Regions from separate parts of the Homo sapiens genome. Here region 1 is linked to region 2. Evidence: chromatin loops called from intact Hi-C (ENCODE). Cell type or tissue: GM12878. All regions are shown on one strand. Links, peaks and the distances in the headings refer to the core of each region. The heading gives the core; the rest is flanking DNA. Region 1 overlaps CREB5 (cAMP responsive element binding protein 5). Region 2 overlaps CREB5 (cAMP responsive element binding protein 5).

Region 1 (9,801 bases), core at 678-8,677, 66 kb before region 2:
TAAGACAATAGCACTTATTATGTACTAGGCATTCATTTAATCCTTACAATGAGGTGGTTGCCATTATCAGCCCCAGTTTGCAGAGGAGGAACCTGGCCCAGAGATGTTTGGTAGACTTCCCAAGGTCACAGAGCCAATAAATGAGGAAGCTAGGATTTGAACCTGTGCAGTCTATCACTCAGGACCTGTATTCTTAATCTCTGTGCCACACTGCCTATCTCCTAAGATGGCACTTTCAAAGGTGAAGGAAGCTATTCCCAGATGCCTCAAATTGGAGTTAGCACTTCAGTTCTTAGGATTCTCAAAGTGCTTTCTAAGGCATCCTTGCAATAGAATTTATCAAGTTGCATTATTATTTTTCTCTGTGCCTGTGTGACCTGTAATTTTGCGTACCATTCAGCCTTGTATGCCCAGAGCCTAGTAAAAAGCCTATCACTGGTTAAACACTTTGTAGCTATGTCTTGAATGAGTGAATGAATGAGTGAAGGAGTAAAGGCAGAAACACTTGTCTGTGCTTAGCTGGAACAGGCTCATCTTTCCTTCTGTGACATGCTTCTGGGATATCAGTTGAAAAACACTTTCTTCCAATAGACTTTACCTGTCTCAGGGGTGCAAAACATTCCAACAGGAAAACTTAGAACTCTCAGTTGTCCTCTCCACGTGACAGTAAATTATTGCCAAATCTTGCAAAGATGCCCATGAATTCTGCTGAGTATCCATGTCGCACTCCAGTCCGACAACATTGATTTATTTAAGTATAGGTTTGGTGCTCTGTGAGGACTCACCATCTGCTTAAGTTGTGTTTACTTTAAGTACCAGTCAGCGTTTTCCTGACGAGTTATAGAAAAATGGTAGTTCAACTTAATTTTTAAGCGAGGCCTGTTTGAGAATAATTTGTTAATTACTAGTTGGTTGATCCCATTTCCTTAAATTAAGGGCTTCAGTTAATATCACATGCTTATTGCCAGCTTGCTGGAAGCCACTGCAGTGGTACCGCCAGTTGCATGATATATTGCAGCCTTATTCTCCCAGGCCAGTCCTGCCCTGGCTTTTCCGTTTATCTTTAACTAATTTAACAAGCCTGAAAAGTAACCTGGTGGTTTACTAGCTTTAGGACTGCAAATTGGAAGCTTAATTTAATAGCCACTTATAAAACCACTGAGGCAGAAATTGGTTATTAGGCCTTCATATGATGGGGCACACAGAGCCATCTGATCAAGGCTGATTCTTCCAGATACAGGAAGATTGGAGTTCACACCATTTGGGCTGGAAGTGTTTTATCAACTGCACACAAGACAGGGTTTGAACCTTGTCATCAGGTGGCGTGGAGTTCAGTGGATTTCTTTTCTTTTCTTTTTGGCAAGAAAGGAAATATTTGGCAGACTGTTATTGGGGAGGTCCAAGGAGATTGGCCACGGCCATCAGAAGAGGGCACGCTGAGGTTGGGTGCATTGGGATATATAATGACTTTTGTAAATGTTTTGGTTTCAATAAAATCCCAAATGTATTTTATCAATGCATTTTTCCCCTTAATTTTTAGACCCTTGTGTATTTCAAGGGAAATTTAATTCATATGGTTTTGATTCATTTATACTTAACTCATCAAAATGTTGTTTTCTAAGAGTTATTTGATGTCCAAGAAGACTTCGGAGCTTGATTTAAATACCTTCCAGTGTGCTTTCCCCCTCCCTTTTAAAAATAGAAAGCCATCTACTCTTGGCAAAACCTAAATGCACACACTCTAAAAGTTTGCATTTGGTTGAAAGCTCCAAGCCCATGAGGCTGTCGAGCTGGGCCAAATGCATTCTCCAGCTCCTGGTAATGTGTGAGCCTGTTACTCAAAAGCACAGAGAGATCTTTACCACTTGATAATCTCTGGTGGCTCTCCACATGGAAAGAAACTCTAAAATATAAAATGTCTGCCATTTGCTACATCTTTGATCTTGGAAAAGCCACTTAACCTCCCTTCACTTCAGCTTCCCATCAGTAAAGTCGGGCTAATATTTATTTTGCCTACCTCCCAGAATGATTGAGAGGATTAAAGAAGCTAATATAAAAGTCCAAAGATACCAAAAGCATCACATCTCTTTTCTTGATGTTATTGTTCTTTGAAAAAAATAATAAATACTCAGCCTTTAGTGAATATTTGGTATGTGGCAGGTACTATGTTTGACTTTTTGTAAGTTACCATCATGTTTAATCCTCATAGCACCAGGTGAACTGGAGCTACTTTTAATCTCCACATTTTGGAAGATAAAACCTCTGTGTCATTTGCTCAAAGTCTTATAGTTTATGGGTAGAAAAGCTGGAATATAAGTCAAGCTCTTTATGGTTTTTAAAAACTTTTTTAAATTTTAAAATAATTATACATACAGGATACAGAGTGATATTTTGTATCACATGTATACAACATAATGATAAAATCAGGGTAACTTGATCACCACAAACATTTATCATTTCTCTGTGTTGTAAGTATTCGAATGCCCTCTTCTAGCTTTTTGAAAATGTACAATAAATTACAGTTAACCATATTCACCCTATAGTGCCGTGGAACACCAGAACTTATTCCTCCTAACTCTTTGTTAACCCACCTCTCCCACTGTCCTCTCCTCATCCCCTTCCCAGCCTCTAATACTCACAATTCTACTCTCTACTTCCATGAGATTAAACAAAATTTTTTTCCTTAGCTCCCACATATGAGTGAGAACATACAGTATTTATCTTCCTGTGCCTGACTTATTTTGTTTAGCATAATGTCCCCCGGGCTTATCCATGTTCTGTGAATGACAGGATTTCATTCTTTTTTATGACTGAATAGTATTCCAGTGTGTATATATGCCACATTTTCTTCATCCGTTCATCTGTTGATGGACATATAGGTTGATTCTATATCTTAGCTATCGTGAATAGTGCTGCAGCAAACATGGGGGTGCAGGTGTCCCTTTGGTATACTGATTTCCTTTCCTTTTGATATGTTTCTCAAAATCCTCCAGCAGTGGAATTGATGGATTATATGGTAGTTTTTTTTGTTTGTTTTTTGAGAAACTTTCATACTGTTTTCTATAATGGCTGTACTAATTCACATTCCCATCAATAGTGTATAAGAGTTCCCTTTTCCCGCATCCACACTGTCAGCATGTGTTAACTTTTTGTCTTTTCGATAATAGCCATTCTAACTGGGGTGAGATGATATCTCGTTGTGGTTTTGATTTGCATTTTCCTTTATGAGTTTTAACCACTAAGTTGTATAGTAAATGGTTAAAGTCACATTAATCACTGTAATGTTGTGACTCAATATCAGAGTTTATCTTGAGTCAGTATCACTCATCATTGAGTCTCTTAATATTGTTAAGATCACTTAGTCACATTTTCTATTACATTCTCTTTTTGAATAATTAGGGTAAATGCATATGTAAAATATGTCATTCAAATATACAGACATTCAAAGATCATTCCTTACGTAGGACAGTAATAGAAGCTAATTTTAATTGAACACCTACTTTGGACCAGACACTGCAGAGCTCTCTATATGCCTTATTTCGTTTAATCTTCAGAACAACTCTATAAGGTAAAGTCAAGAACTGTGAAGAGCTGAGATTTCCCCCTACTTGCAACCTAATTAGTCTACTAGTTTCATGGATGCTGGCAGTAGCTATGAGACTCCTGGGTCAGACACAAAGTTCTTTATTACTCATGGCCAGCAAGCAGCATCAGCCTCATGTTCATATCACTTCCTCTTGTTCCTAGCTCCTATGAGAGTGATGTGGAGTGACCCAGGTGGCTGCTGAACATGCAGGGAGTTTACATTATGGCTGAAGAACTCTGGGCTTAGAAATCTCATTCTCTTTTAATGTTGGGGGAAGCAGCCTTGCCTGACCTTTGCTCCCAAGGGAGATATCTTTATTACACTGGACAGTAAGCAAACCTGCCATCTGCTCCAGAGGGACACACTAAGTCTGTCTTCTAACTCTGCTGTGCAAACATATTTGAAAAAATTCCAGAACCAAGGCCATCTGTACCTCTGCTGCTAGGACATACATAGTCCATAGAGGACTGTCTCCCAACACTTAGTCGCTCTATTTTACAGGCAGGAAAACTGGATTTAGAGAGGTGGAATCATTCATTCATTCCAGAAATATGTATTGAATACCTGTATGTGTTAAGGTTCCTTAGCTAAAAATTGGAGGAGGGGGAGTCAACACAGGCTCTAGGCCACTAACTTGTCCCCTTACCCACTTAACCCCTCTCCTCCTCAGCCACTGTCTCATCTTGCCTCCCCACCTTATGGCTAATTATATAAAATGATAATTCACTTACGATGATGATGACTCTTTGGGACACATGTTTCTCCTGCCATCAAATTCTTCCTCTGCAGCTTGACCCAGCCCCAGATACCCAAATGCCATAGGTCATTTACCTGAGATGTGGAAGCGGTATTGGTAGATCCTGATACAAGTCAGAATGGTGTTTTGAGGTGGAATTTAGTAGCACATAGAAGACAGTGGTGCTAGGTGATTTGAAAGTTAGATTAAACATAAAAAATTTTGTAATGGAAAACTTAGTTTTGTAAGATGGAATTAATTTGGTGTCTTTACAAAACTCAGAAGGTTCCTTTTCCCTGTTGCCCCTCCATCAATTAATCAGCACCGTTTTATGCTTGTATAAAAGTGCAAACCATTAAATGCTTTATAAAGATTTTGATAGTGTTCATGCTAGTTTGTGGGAGTCCCCTTGCCATGTGCCTGAATTGATCTGGCATAAAATATTAAATGACTATGAATTTGGAATCTGGGGGAGAAACATAAGGTCTTGGCAACAGAAGATTGGACGCATCTTTTCCCAACAAAGAGGTCTCCTGCGGCCCACAGGAAGGAATCTCAGGCTGCAAATTATCTCCTTTCTCAACATGGCCCAACTCAGGAAGCTAGTTTGCCAGGTTCCTGAGAAAATAATAAAGATGGACATGGAGTGATGAAGAGGTTGGTGGCTGGAATACCTACCTTTGAACTGTCGTGGGGAAACAAAGTGAAAATTAGCTGGTCAATCATTGTTCCTTTCAACCAAGTCACAGCAGGGGAAAGACTCTTCCACTGGCCTCTCCACCAGAGGAGAAGCTGTGTTTTAAAAAATAGGAAGAAAAGAAGCCTGACTTGGTGCTTATTTAGCCCTGCCACTGTGTTCATGGATTAGTATAGCACAGTGAGAATTTCTCTCCTGCTGGTCTGCCCCTGTCGGCACCTGAAGCTATTGGCTCTGTTTTCTGGGCTCATTTCAATTCCCCCTGATGCCAGAGAAAATCCAATTAGTGAAGAATTTGAAAGAAAGAATTCTAGAGGAAACTCTATCACCCTGAAACCATAGCAGAGTGGGGATGTGATGACTCTTGTGGGGTCATAAATGTCATGAGTTTCTTCCTAATCTTAAATGGTAATCCAGAAAGTAAGTTTACTGATATTGTTTGGCTGTGTCCCCACCCAAATCTCATCTTGAGTTGTAGCTCCCATAATCCCCATATGTGGTGGGAGGGAGCTGGTAGGGGGTAATTGAATCATGAGGTTGGGCGTTTCCCATGCTGTTCTTGTGATAGTGAATAAGTCTCACGAGAACTGATGGTTTTACAAAAGGGCAGTTCCCCTGCACATACTCTCTTGTAAGACGTTCCTTTGCTCCTCCTTCACTTTCTGCCATGATTGTAAAGCCTCCCCAGCCACGTGGAACTGCGAGTCAATTAAACCTGTTTTTCTTTATAAATTACTCAGTCTCAGGTATGTCTTTATTAGCAGTGTGAGAACCGACTAATACATTTATACTCAGACTTTCTTTGATGGAGCCAGCCTCCTTGAAAGCAGTTATTTTTAGATGTTCCAACAGCCATCTATCTTACAAAAGGATTTTCTCTTCAGATAGGCTCTGCCTATCAGGTTCTACAGTAGGCTGCAGAAAGAGGAAATTACTTTGTTTTTGCACTTTAACAGCAAAGTCAAGTGGAGGAAGAAACTAAGAATCCTTGGACCTTGGAGCAGGGTTTTACTGAAGAGTGAAAGTGGGTCCCGGGAGCCAATATTCTTCTTTTTCTTTTTTTTTTTTTATTTGAGACGGAATCTCGCTCTGTTGCCCAGGCTGGAGTGCAGTGGCGCGATCTCGGCTCACTGCAAGCTCCGCCTCCCAGGTTCACGCCATTCTCCTGCCTCAGCCTCCCGAGTAGCTGGGACTACAGGCGCCCGCCACCACGCCTGGCTAATTTTTTGTATTTTTAGTTGAGATGGGGTTTCACTGTGTTAGCCAGGATGATCTCGATCTTCTGACCTCATGATCCGCCTGCCTCAGCCTCCCAAAGTGCTGGGATTACAGGCGTGAGCCACTGCGCCCGGCCTATTCTTCTAACATACTTGAGAGGGTGAGGGAATGATTGCAGCTTTGCTGAGGGTATCCAAGGCCTGTTCATGGTAGAAGCAAAACAACCTCAACAAACAAAACCAAACAAACCCAACAAAGAATGTGAATGTTACTTTCTTAATTTTCTGATTCTGTCCCTATTCCCTGAAGGAAGCCCTTGGACCAGCTGGAGCACCTTTCCTGAAGTCAACTATACCAGACACCAGAAAATACACGTGACTCCAAGGGAATCTTCAGGCAGACCATCGTCCCCTCCCACTTTATTCCCTTCGACAGTCTGCCCACTGTTTCCTTGTTGTTTTTGGTTGGTCTGTTTGTTTTGGGTCCCCCCAGCCGCCCCTCCCCTCCCCCACACTCATCTCCTGCCTCCCCAGCTCCAGGAAGCTATACACAAACTGGAGCATTTGGAGCTAACTTGGTGGGATGATGTGGCTTCTGGCAGCTCCCACAATATGACACCAGTGAAAATACAAACCAAATGTTCCTTGTGTTCTAGGGTGTGAAGTCTTCATCGCCCTTTTCTTTGAGAGCAGAGAGCACAAAAGAACTAGACATTTGGTGGTTTCTGTCCTGGCTCTGCCTTTTAATAGCTGGGTGACATCTCTGAATCCAATTCTTTATAAAATAATAATTGTAGGTCCGGGCGTGGTGGCTCACACCTGTAATCCCAGCACTTTGAGAGGCTGAGGTGGGCAGATCACGAAGTCAGGAGATCAAGGCCATCCTAGCTAACACGGTGAAATCCCATCTCCACTGAAAATACAAAAAATTAGCTGGGCGTGGTGGTGGGTGCCTGTAGGCCCAGCTACTTGGGAGGCTGAGGCAGGAGACTGGCGTGAACCCGGGAGGTGGAGATTGCAGTGAGCCGAGATCACGCCACTGCACTCCAGCCTGGGCAACAGAGTGAGACTCTGTCTCAAAACAAAACAAAACAAAACAAAAGTAAAAGAATAATTGTCTTACCCACTTTATACAGGTGGTGTCGGTGTTAAAGTCATTTATTGAGAGCCTACCATATGCTAGATTGTGTGTATTGAAGTACCTCCTCTACTAAGCCAAGAGCACCTCAAAGGCAAGACCATTTCCTATTCCCATCTGTGACAGGTAGTAGAATCTGACTGGCTGAGCTTGGAGCTGGACTCTGCACCTTGCTAGCTCTGTGTCCCTGGGCAAGTTACTAACTTCTCACCTGGAAAGTGGAGATCAGGACACCACCTCCCCTCTAGAATTCTTGTGAGACCTAAATAAGATAACACACATAGCACAGGGCTTGCAGGGCACACCATGAATGTTAGCAATTGTTCTGACTGTATTTATGAGATCAGTGCCTGGCGCACATCTGTTTTTTGAAATACGGTAAACAGTAAATGCTCAACAAATGGTAGTTCTTTTTCATAAGCTTTCTTTAAATAGTCTTGCAGTTCACATGTGACAGATCATGGTGGTATGTTCCACTGGGACTGATCCCAAGAAATGAAGATGAGGTTTTCTAGAGTTTAACTCTGAAAGTTCCCTTCAAACAAGTTTCTTCATTTGGTAGCTGCACACCGACGGGGGAGTGGGTGACGGAATTTGGACCAACTCATTCAGTGTCTTAGGGTATTAGTGTGTTCATGTAGTCATTTGCCTCAGCTAAGCCCAACCTCCATGATCTTTAGCCATGCTGAGCTGGAGAGAAAGCAGTACCCGAGAATGTTCATGGAGCTTGCTGCCTGAACATGGACCCTACACATGCACCTGCTAGGGGAGGAGAGTGATGGTGTGTGTGTATGTGTGTATTGTGGGAAGTGGTGAGGTGGTAATACAGCTAGGAGAGCAAGATAAAGAACATGATGACTCAGGGGTCCTTTATTTTACGTGGCATTTCCAAAATGTGGCTTCTGATGACACAACTGCCCCACATTCCCAGCCCGTCTCAGGTATACCTCAGGCTTTCCCTTCTTCCCATTGGCTTTTTCTTTTTTACTTAGAGAGATATTTATTAAGATCGAAATCCACTAAAGAAAACACAAAAAGTAGCAAGAAACCACTTTAGTGAGAGGACTTTTTGGGAGAGTGTATGTGATAGTTAATACTGAGTGTCAACTTGATTGGATTGAAGGATACAAAGTATTGATCCTGGGTGTGTCTGTGAGGGTGTTGCCAAAAGAGATTAACATTTGAGTCAGTGGGCTGGGGAAGGCAGATCCACCCTTAATCTGGTGGGCACAATCTAATCAGCTGCCAGCGAATATAAAGCAGGCAGAAAAACGTGAAAAGGAGAGACTGGCCTAGCCTCCCAGCCTACCTCTTTCTCCCGTGCTGGATGCTTTCTGCCCTCGAACATCAGACTCCAAGTTCTTCACTTTTGGGACTCAGACTGGCTCTCCTTGCTCAGCAGCTTGCAGACAGCCTATTGTGGGACTTTGTGATCATCTAAGTTAATACTTAATAAAGTTCCCTTTATATCTATCCTATTAGTTCTGTCCCTCTAGAGAACCCTGACTAACACAGTGTATGTATGGTTTTATTTTTTATTGCTTCCAATATTTTCTAGACCTGCTCAATGTGGTGTTGGAGAGCTCAGTTTGGCCCTGGCAAGACACCAATGCAGGCTCTTGGTTCTCTGGGCTCCTTGTTTTTCTTCTGGGCCCAGGAACCTTTAGTGTTAGTGACATGGAGCTGGTGGGCTTGGCTGTTGGATTTAACTACTCTCTTCATATGTTCTCTGAAGGACTTTTCAGATATTGAGGTGAATCTTTAACCTTCTAAATTCTTCAGGTAGCTTGGCTGGTCACCAGCCTTGCCTTCCAGAACATGTAAGGCCTGAATATTTTAGTCTCTGCAGGGGTAGATGGAGTCACAGGAGGAGGAATTGACGAGCTAGCTGGGTTTTCAGGTTTTCAGTGTAAATCCAGGAACATGGGCCCTGGGGCCAGGCAGTGTTAGAGATGATTTAGTCTAACCTTTTCATTTTACAAACATAGAAGCCGAGCCCAGAGGGGTTAAATGACTTGCTTTTGTTCACACTGCTGGGAGCAGCACCACGGCTGGGATGCAGGCCGTTGTGACTTCTGCTTTGAGGTTCTTTCTATTCTCTGCTCACACACCTAGACTTGATGAGGTAGAAATGAAACTCTGGCTTCTTAATCAATTCATAAGCATTACCTACTCCTCTTACCTTTTTTAAAATGGCATTTGCCTCCTCTTTATTTTGTTCAAGTTTCTTCTTCTTCTCCTCTTCCATGTAATATGTGTGCATGGAAGCAAAGTATATCATATGCCAAAGAACTTAAGTTAAATATTATCATTTCCCCTGACCACTCACTAAAGGCAATCTTCTCTAAATTGTTTTTTGTTTGGTTTTGTTTTTGTTTTTGGAAGTTACTGCTAAACTCAATAACATGCTTCTGTCTTTGTTTCTTT
Region 2 (9,801 bases), core at 704-8,703:
AACTAATGAGATGCTGTATGCAAAGCACTTAGCAGAATATGTGCTCATGCACGTGCACACACACGCACACACACACACATGCACACACGCACGCACACACGCACATACACCCTTTTACTTTCACTCTCAGATCTTGTCCATACACTTTCTATTCAGAAAACTCCTTTATCTATATAGCCAGCCCTTGCCTCTGACCTGTTAGTATCAAACTTCCAGCTGTTACTTATGTTCCCATTTGACTGTCCTTTAGTCACATATTTCTTCGGGCTATGAACAGTGACTTTTTAAAGCTAACCCATTATGGTGGTGATTTTAGGATTTATAGGATCATACAACTTTAGAAATTTTTTTGAAAGATGAGGAATATGAAGTCCAGAGAATGTAGGTAAATTCCCCCATATTACAGTATTCTCAAATCTAGATTTCTGGGTTGTTGAAATTGTTTTCTACACACACAACAGAGCCCTTTGGATCAGGGAGGGCAAAGCATTGAATTTAGATCAAAAAGGGATAGTGTCTGAAGGTAAGAGAGGACTTAGTAGTGATAAGATGGTTACAAATTGTGTAACCTTGTGCAAGGAAGCTCGTTTCTTCATTTATAAAATAGTATCGACTCTTGTTACCTCATAGAATCATGCGAGATCTAGATTCTAGACAATATGAGTGAAAATGTTAATTGCAAAATCCTGCATAAATATTAATTTTGTCTTCTATAAACACACAATAGTTATATGTGTATATTAGGGACCTAGGTGTATATGTGTGCCTCTTAATAAATAAATTAGTTGCTAATAAAACAATATTCAACAAAACCCACTCTTTCACACATCCCTTATCTGTAATGCCGAATTTACGAACAGCTGTGGTATGCTCTCTGTGAAATGCAAGGAGCTCAGTATCTTGGAGATTAGGTCAAGAATGGGAAAAAATGCAGATGGGGATTTTGCTGCATGGAATCCAAGTCAGCCATTTGGGTGCTGAAAGTTGCTTGCCCAGAGGGAATCAAGAGACATTGCCTCTAAAGGGCTGATTCGGTGGGGGATATTACACCATTTTCTGCTTCATGGGTATTAAGATATTCTTTGAATCAGACAATTTACTGATTTACTGGGCTTAACTATTCTCTGTATGATTTAGAAAAGTAAATATAATTCTAGTTTCTTATAATATAGGAATTTATAAAGAGAATGCAGGAATGGCAAATTTGTTTCAACTTGAGGGCACCTCTTCAGTTGACTGGTTAATGGCTTAGAGAACTATGCAGAGATTTTGAGACAGTCTAGATCAAGCTGGGAAAATGCCATAATTAATCTAATCCAGTCTACTACAGGGTTAGGTGGGAATAATACATGTACACAGTGGAAATAGCATTGAGGCCTTGGTTATAATCCTGTTGTCTCTACCATTTATCTGGGAGACCTTAAGCAAGACTGTTAATTACTCTGGGCCTCTGTTTTTCTGATCTGCAAAAATTTAGCATGGCTAGGCTTTCTTCCGTGGTCCTTTCTGCTTCTAATATCTCCTGTTTCTGAGAAAAGACCATTTACACAATTTTATTTGTCTCAACTCAAGTACACCTTCACCAAGGAAGATGATTGCACTCAATGACGATGGAAGTGCAATTCTACTCTACTTACCTTCTATTTAATGGAATCTTGTGAGATCTAGATTCTCAAGAATTGTATGAAAATACTTTATAAACTGCAAATGCTGCATATATATTAAGCTACAAATAGTGGCTTCAGCTCCATCAGTTTTATAAGTAGAAAGCTCTGTAGAAAGTAAAAAATATGAAAGAAATTCTTTTCCTTTTAAAGAGCATTTGCAGAACATTCTTTTTTTGGCTATAGCAAAGGAAAATAAAATTAATAATGACATTTTTAAAGGATGAAAGCTGAATGTGTTTGACTTGGAACTTTTTATCATCCTTCTATGATTTTCAGAAAGAGAGACAGAATTGTTAAGTTTTCTTTCTCCATTAAGAAAAATGAATTAACATGCTTGTTTGTTTCTTTTTGTTTACTATAAGAATTTGCAAAATCCTTTTTCTTTCCAGCCCCCTGAAGTCAGGCTTAACATTGGGTCAGATTTTTTTTTGGCCTTATTTTAGCAAAATCATTTTCTTTTTAAAGTTCAAAATAAATATAGAAAGAAAAAGGGTCATTCCACATGTTTCAATGTGTATTCAAATGGTACAGACTTCAGACAAGTGGAGAGTGAGATCTCCTGAAGTTGTCTGGAGGGAGTTCAGCAAAAGCCCTCGCAGACTACAGCCTTCTGTCTACTGTATTCCTGCTTCGGAATTTACGGTTTTATTTTCTTGCATATCGTTATGTTATTTAAAGGGCCAAGAGACTGGATGGCTAGTGGACATTTTAATTAAGGCAAGGGGAGGGGATTAGTGAATCTAGCTCATGCTTGCTACTGGCTTTTGAGAAAAAAGACCCATTTATGAGCTCTCCGACTCTGTTTTCAGATCAAACTCCGACCCCAACGAGATTCCTGAAGAACTGCGAGGAGGTGGGCCTCTTCAGCGAGCTGGACTGCTCCCTGGAGCACGAGTTCAGGAAGGCTCAGGAAGAGGAGAGCAGCAAGCGGGTAGGTTTGCTTGGATGGCCGCCTTGAGAGGTGTCCTGCTAGAAACTTCCACGAGGAAACTAGGTGGCACTGCACTGCAGATTGTGTTGATGTGGCCTTGAAGTATTTTAGCCATTTGTGAGTATTTGTCTAATTTTTTTTAAAAGATTACTCCTTGATTATGGCAGAATTCAAAGCTAGATAAATCAAAAATTTAGTCAAACTTACAGATTTTTTCTATTCTCAATCAGCTGTTTTACTTTGCTAAGTATTTAATAGCAAACCTTTTGTGAGCAGTGAGTGCAGAAGAATAGAGCCAATGGGTGAGAGAACAGGCGAGTAATCTTCATGGTAGAAGAGGGGATTTCATCAGACTTTGGCCCATGTTGTAACTGTCTGTTTTCGATAATCTTTCCAGTCATTCTGCACCAAATTCATAATTATTTCCTGGTCATATTACCTTGTTCTAGTATTGAACATCTGTTGTTGCTGAGACAAATAAGTTGAGTACAACTGTGAATCATTTGTTCTTAAAAATGTAGGAAAATCATTTTGTGAAACCCTTAAGAATATATTCGGTGTTTATGGGAATGTGCTGAAATTTAAAATCACTTTACAAGAATAATGAAAGGAGATGGTGGTCACAAGTCAATGTGATGAGGATGCTTTTTGGTATTTTGTTCATTGTTATTATACAGCATTATTGAATGCCCACATTGTATTAAGAAACAAATTAGATACAGTCTGTGAACAGAAATTCAAAATGTGAAAGGTGATTGAAAGGAAAGACCAGTTAGGTAGTAATGAATTCTGAAGTCCAGCTGTTCCATCCGGAAAAGAAATTTTAAAAGGTTCTGATATTTCTCTAAGTGTTTCAAAGCCTTTTAGTCCTTGTCTATGTGAAATTATAATAATCCCCCCTCCACCAGATTTTTCCTGTCACATTCTCATGTCATAATAGTCAAGGGCTTGTATTTAGCCTGTATGGCTTCAGGAGAAACCATGAAAATAAGTGATGCTTACAAGAGGGGTACAAAATCTCAGTCAACTCGTTTTACTTATTTATAATTAATTTATCATGCATGCTTGACTCTCTCCTCCACTCCCCCTCAAAGGATATGAAGTGCCTTTTTTCTTTTTTAAACAAGCACTTACATAGCAACTATTATTTGCCAGCCAAATAATAAGGTTCTGAGCACTTTAAAAAATTAACTTAATAAAAATAAAAGACATGCATTCTATATTTTGTTGCAATAGAAATGTATATGTATATATATTTAAAACCATAAAAATAGCATGCAAGAGAGGAAGAAATTCTCATCATCTAGTCAACTTCCTTTGGTTGAGTAATAAATTTTTTTTTTGATAGACATGTGTATGTAGAAGACTAAGGAATTAAGTTCATTCATTCCTCAAGATAGTCAAAGCTGGCTTCTTAAACTGAACTATAAGAAAGATGTGTATTTCATCCATATTGTCTTCATTTCTGATAGAATGGTTTTACCTCAAGTGTGTGCCCTTGATTTTACTAAAGACATTTTTCCAAGAACAGTTTCGTGAAGCCCGTGGTCGGGGTGTGGTTTTAGATATTCTCCATTGCATTATTCATGATTTCTTATATGAAGCCCTGTGTGAGGAAATTCTTGCAGATCTGAATTCCAGGAAATGGTTTGCTTCCCCTGAGGAACTGAAATATTTTTCTCCTTATGGACATGAGAATCATGTAACTGGTTCTGTTTCTCTTTTCGCTTTGACTGCCAGGTTAACACAAAGCCAAGTTTACTGCTAAACTTTGAAAACCTTTTCGAACATTGTGACGAGCATATTTTACTTCCTCCCTAGACCAGACTTTCAGTTCTAGTTTATATTTTCTCTGGTTCTGATTTTTAATTTAAAAAACATTGTCATGCTATACATGTTTCGTGAGTTGCTTTAAATTTCTTGTGGGTTGAAAAAGAGTATAGATAATTAAATTTTAAAAATTAAAATAATTAAGCAACCAAAGTAAGAAAAGGAACTATTGCAGCTGTAGAAACATGTTATTTTCTCTCTTTTAAGTGTTGCTCATAGCCATGTGATGCTTTCATGATAGGTGTGTGGGTGGGGAACGGCCAGCCTCCCCATGGTCTAGGGCCAGCATCTCAGGACACCGCCGTCTCATGCCTCAGCCTCACTTGCACGCATGGGAAGCTGGACAATATTCAGGCTGTTGAGGCTTCTTCTTCCTTTGCCTCATTCAAACCAGAGGGGCCAAATCCAGCCTCAGGTGGCCATGGTTACACGAGAGGGCATTGTCTTGAGGGCTAAACCACAATGACTCCTCTGGCAGCAAAGACGGCTGTGTTGGTGGCTTTGGCTCTGGCATTTCTTTGGAAGTCACAGGGCAGGGAAATGAGGAGTAGGAATAATGCTCCCCCGCCTGACAATATTCTTTTACCTACCCCTTTGACCAGGTTTTTCCAGCTGTCAACATCCTTGGCATCCTGCCACCCCAGCTCTTCTTTCCCTGCTTAAAAAGCAGAAACACAGGTTCTTATTCAGTGCCTATCTTATCATTTTTTAGTATTCTTTTCTTTTTCCTTTTGGTCTACATTCTGACAATTATTTCTTTTTAATTCTACATCTCTAGTTGTCTTCTGATTTCTTTTCCTCTGAGTCTTTAGACTTGCATTGGTTCCCTCATTAGGTTTTAGTAAAGTGGAAGATGGATTAATTTATCTGGAGAATTTGGCTAAAGAAAGTTCTTGCTTGAACTTTCTATGTGTCTTACACAAAAAATATTGGAAAGATTGGACTGGTTCTGCACACCACCTTTAAAACTTCTAGCTGCAGTTGGTCTAGAAAATTCTGTTAAAGAGCAAATAGAGAATTGATCCTTACTTGACCCATGTGGCTGTCCATTGGGGAAAAGTCTGTTGTACAGACTCTGTCTCTAATCCCAGCATCCTTTTCCAGAAGCATCCCAATGTGTATATAGAATCAGCGCAGGCTGTAAGCAGGTTATGTCCACTGGAGAAAGCCCTCATTATCTGTATTAATACTATACATAGCAGACAACACGTTCCATAATAGCCTCAATTTCCATATTAATAGAAGCTTATAACCTCATAAATCTTTAATAAGAGAATTGTTTCCCCTTAGAAAAGCATGTTGTAATTCACTATCAGGTATCATAAATGTCAACTTGCCAATGGCTTAGAACTCAGACTAGTTCATATCCTGAAATATATAAGAAATTTTGTTCATCATTTTTCATTCAAGAAACATTTTCAAGTGCCCACCACATGGCAGGCACTGTCCAAGGCATTGTTGAATATACCACTGAATAAAGATGATAAAAAACAAACAAAAATACCTGCCTTCAGGTAGTTTACCTCTAGGGGGCAAGAGAAACAATAAATATGTGAAAAAAAAATCTATAACATGTCAGATGGTGATAAGTGTGATGGAGAAAGGAATAGCAGGGAAGGGGCACAGGGCATGCTGCGGGTGGTCAGGCAGGCATTGATGGTTAGTAGATGTGCAAGCAGAGACCCAAAGTGGGAGGAGGTCTGAACCAGGTACGTACTGGGGAGAAGAATGTTTCAAGCTGAAAGCACATAAGTGCAAAGGCCTGAGGCTGGAGGGTGCTCTGTGTGTTGGAGGAATTACAAAGAGACCCAAGGCGGGTGTAATAAGGCTAGAGATCCGGGTCTGGGAGGGCAGATCCTGGGAGGCCTTGTAAAGGGGCTTTGGCTTCAACTGAGTGAGATGGGAAACTATAGGACAATTTTTTGGGCTTTTTTTGAGACAGGTTCTTACTCTGTTGCCCAGGCTGGAGCGCAGTGGTGCAATCTCAGCTCACTGCAGCCTCGACCTCTTGGGCTCAGTTGATCCTCCCACCTCAGCCTCCCAAGTAGCTGGGACTACAGGTACCCACCACCATGCCCGGCTCATTTTTCATATTTTTTGTAATGATGGGGTTTCACCGTGTTGCCCAGGCCGGTCTCAAACTCCTGGACTCAAGTGATCTGCCCGCCTCAGCCTCCCAAAGTGCTGGGATTACCGGCGTGAGCCACTGTGCCCAGCCAGGACAGTTTTGAGCAGAAAAGTGAGAGGATTTGACTTACATCTTAGGAAGATCACTTTGGCTGCTGAGTTGAAAGCAAACTATCGAAGAGCAGTGGCTGAGAGAGAGACCAGTTGAGACGGTATTGAAAGAATTTAGATTAGAGATGATAGCAGGTTGGCTCAAGGTGGAGATGGAGGCAGTGGATAGATTCTGGATACATTTTGAAGAGAGAGCCAACAGGATTTGCTGATGGTTTAGATTGGGAAGTAATAGAAGCAGCAAAACCAAGGATGAACCCGGGTATTTGGCTTGAGCAACTGGAAGGATGGGATTGCCTGTGGGAGGAGTGGGTTTAAGGGGAAAATTGGGGGTTTCTTTTTAGATTTGCTAAGTGGAGATGCTGGACCAGCAGATGGATATATAGGTTTGGAATTCAAGGGAGAAGACCAGCCTGGAGATGCAGATTTGGGAGTCACTAATGTAGAAACGGTGTTTATGTACTTGAGATTGGGTGGAGTCACCTGAGCCAGAAGTGAATAGAGATGAAGTAGAGAGGTCTGAGCATGAGCTGGGCGGAATCTTCCAGAATTCTCTGACACAGAGGATTGCACTCCCCTCCGTGGTCAGAGACGACGCAGGAGACCATGAGGTATGAAGAATGAAATCAAGTAGGGAAGCCCAGCCCTAGCAGACATGTTGAATGGACAACTGGCATGTTGATTTTGTGTTCCATGTTAGAGGAAAGAAAAACAAAAATATTTTTAAAAACAGAAAAAGAAAAAAAGAGGTGTGTGAATTTTCCTTTTATGTTTAATGACTTAAAAAAGAAATTGCATAATACACATCTAGGAGATGGGAAATAGATTTATCATATAATAACTGTGTGTGTGTGTGTGTGTGTATGTGTGTGTGTGTAAGGAAGGACGGGTAATTGAAGGGACTAGAAATGAACTCCTTTGTCCTGCTAAGAGAAACATAACATTACAGCCTAAAGTGGTTAAAGACCCTGAAGATGAAAAGTGTGGTGTATAAGTGCTAAGTGTTGTTATTCTCCCATAGGACCTAAATCGGACTCATTATGCTGATGCAGCAATAGGAAATTAGGACATTTCCATGCTCTAGAATTCCTACCAAAATGATTAAAAGTGAAGTCCATCCCCAGAGAGTATTGACTGTTTAACACATGGAACAAGGGACAAGCTACAGTCTTAAGATCTTGGATCCCAGCTCAACAGGAGTCACAGAACAGGGCATGGTGGGGTCAGCCTCAGCTCCGCAAAGCAGGCTGTTTAATCTGATTAAATTCTGTACCTGGAAATCATGTTACCCGATGCCACCCATTACTTGGGGCAAGAAGGTGCGGAAGGAGAGGCACTTTGCCTTCTTACACTATCTTGTGCCCATCAGCCGCTAGCCAGCATCGCTGCTCTGTGGGGAAGGTATGAGTGGTGCTGGATGGAAAATAAAAGATGCCAAGTTGAGCAAACTTGCAACAGCTGCACATTTCCGGTTATGCTAACATGTTGCTTCTCTGATATTTGTGTAAAACAATCCTTCCCTCCCCCCAGAAGTATGGAGAAAAAGAATATTCTGAAACCTAAACTTGGTTTTATCCAGGTTTTGAAAATGTCCCCGTGTTTGCTTAATCCTAGTAGATGAGGCTGCTTTTGATCTTTTCATTTTTTTTTTTTATCAGCATGACTGAAAGGAAACACTCATTGACAGTGATATTGGAGATGACAACCTCTTTCTTCCACCACCCCAATGACTGAAAACCCTAAGGCTTATATTATAAGGATTCTTTTTGTCCTCCCATTTCAGTGCACTACAAATGTAAATCACGTTCAACTTTCTCCTTGCAGGTTAAAATTATGCCCTCATCTTAGGTGGAATTTGACGCTGGAAGGGAATTTGACTTGATCTTTGCATCCCACTCAGGGGAATGACTAAACCAGTGGATAAACTGGAAGCTATTTCATGTGTTTTAGGTCACTAGGATTTAGGAATAATGAGTACAATCTTAGCAGGGATTATTAAGAGTTGGTATTTACTTCCACATATGTGAATGAATGTGATCTCAGGTTCTGCTTCAACTTTAAAATGGAGTGGAGTTCTTTTCAACTCATAGGAGTTCATTTTTGGTTTGTTTTTGGGTTTTTTGGTGAAAAGACAGGGTATCCTGAAAGTAGCAATATACATAGTCTATTGTCTTGCAAAGAGTGGACACTTAATATTAAGTGTTCGATGTAGATGATGAGAGCAGCTCAGGAAGCTGACAGCTTAGAGGAATACTGGCTAAGATGGTGACAGATATTTGTTCATCATCTCCCTTGGCGAGTTTGCATATTCGGGTTATTTGGATCTTAATTGATGAATCCTTACAAGCTAATTTTCACAGTAAAGAAAAAAAGTATTTTATCTTTTGCGACTGGGGACTTGATTTTGAGTGCTTGATTATTTGGCAGCTGGTGGCTCTGTCTTCAACCAGTGTTAACAGGCAAAGTGAAGGGGGGAGGTGGTTGTGACAGTAATTTCAGACGAATGTCTCCTAGCCTGTGGCAGCTTTCATTGTTCTCTGAGTTCAGTATTAATTATTTAAATTATTTATCACAGGTTTTATTTGTTTTATTTATTTTTTATTTTTTGGAGATAGAGTCTTACTCTGTGGCCCAGGCTGGAGTGCAGTGGCGCCATCTCGGCTCACTGCAAGCTCCGCCTCCCGGGTTCACGCCATTCTCCTGCCTCAGCCTCCAGAGTAGCTGGGACTACAGGCGCCGGCCACTACTCCTGGCTAATTTTTTGTATTTTTAGTAGAGACGGGATTTCACCGTGTTAGTCAGGATGGTCTCAATCTCGGACCTCGTGATCCGCCCGCCTCGGCCTCCCAAAGTGCTGGGATTACAGGCGTGAGCCACCGCGCCTGGCCTATCACAGGTTTTATTTATATTTGCTATGACAGGACATTTGTTCTGGCAAGATAGAAGTCTCTGTCTGATGTCTTCTTGAGAACTGGCCCAAGGTTTTCAGAGGCTGGAGTCTGAATTAGAAAGGTTGCGCATTCATGTCATGCCTGTGGCGGGTGTTATCGGAGGTGCTAATGTCTCCCTTGAAGCTACAGAGTAGGAGGGACTGGAGAATGCTTGGACCCTATTTTATTTCCATCATGATGATTG

What was found. Hi-C counts contacts between places; a loop is a spot of excess contacts. Peaks named below come from ENCODE experiments on the same cell type or tissue, not always from the same donor. Only the 100,000 strongest peaks of a DNase experiment are listed, where the experiment ranks them.
Region 1: it touches region 2 in a loop (4-fold over the local background); 2 of 110 quality-filtered maps call a loop at or near these places.

The regions. Positions count from the first base shown.
Region 1 is chr7:28,439,478-28,449,278 of GRCh38, forward strand. The region is part of intron 1 of CREB5 (cAMP responsive element binding protein 5); the gene reads left to right. Among named protein-coding and RNA genes, the nearest start is that of CREB5, 32 kb to the left of the region's middle. RefSeq lists an enhancer at 7,205-7,364. In GM12878, for the core only: no CTCF peak of the experiment used is centred there; a DNase peak (open chromatin) is centred at 3,722.
Region 2 is chr7:28,505,140-28,514,940 of GRCh38, forward strand. It overlaps CREB5 (cAMP responsive element binding protein 5), which reads left to right. Exons shown (of 11, transcript NM_182898.4): 4 at 2,477-2,598. Among named protein-coding and RNA genes, the nearest start is that of CREB5, 98 kb to the left of the region's middle. In GM12878, for the core only: no CTCF peak of the experiment used is centred there; DNase peaks (open chromatin) are centred at 4,332 and 4,742; H3K4me3 peaks cover 442 bases; H3K27ac peaks cover 1,442 bases.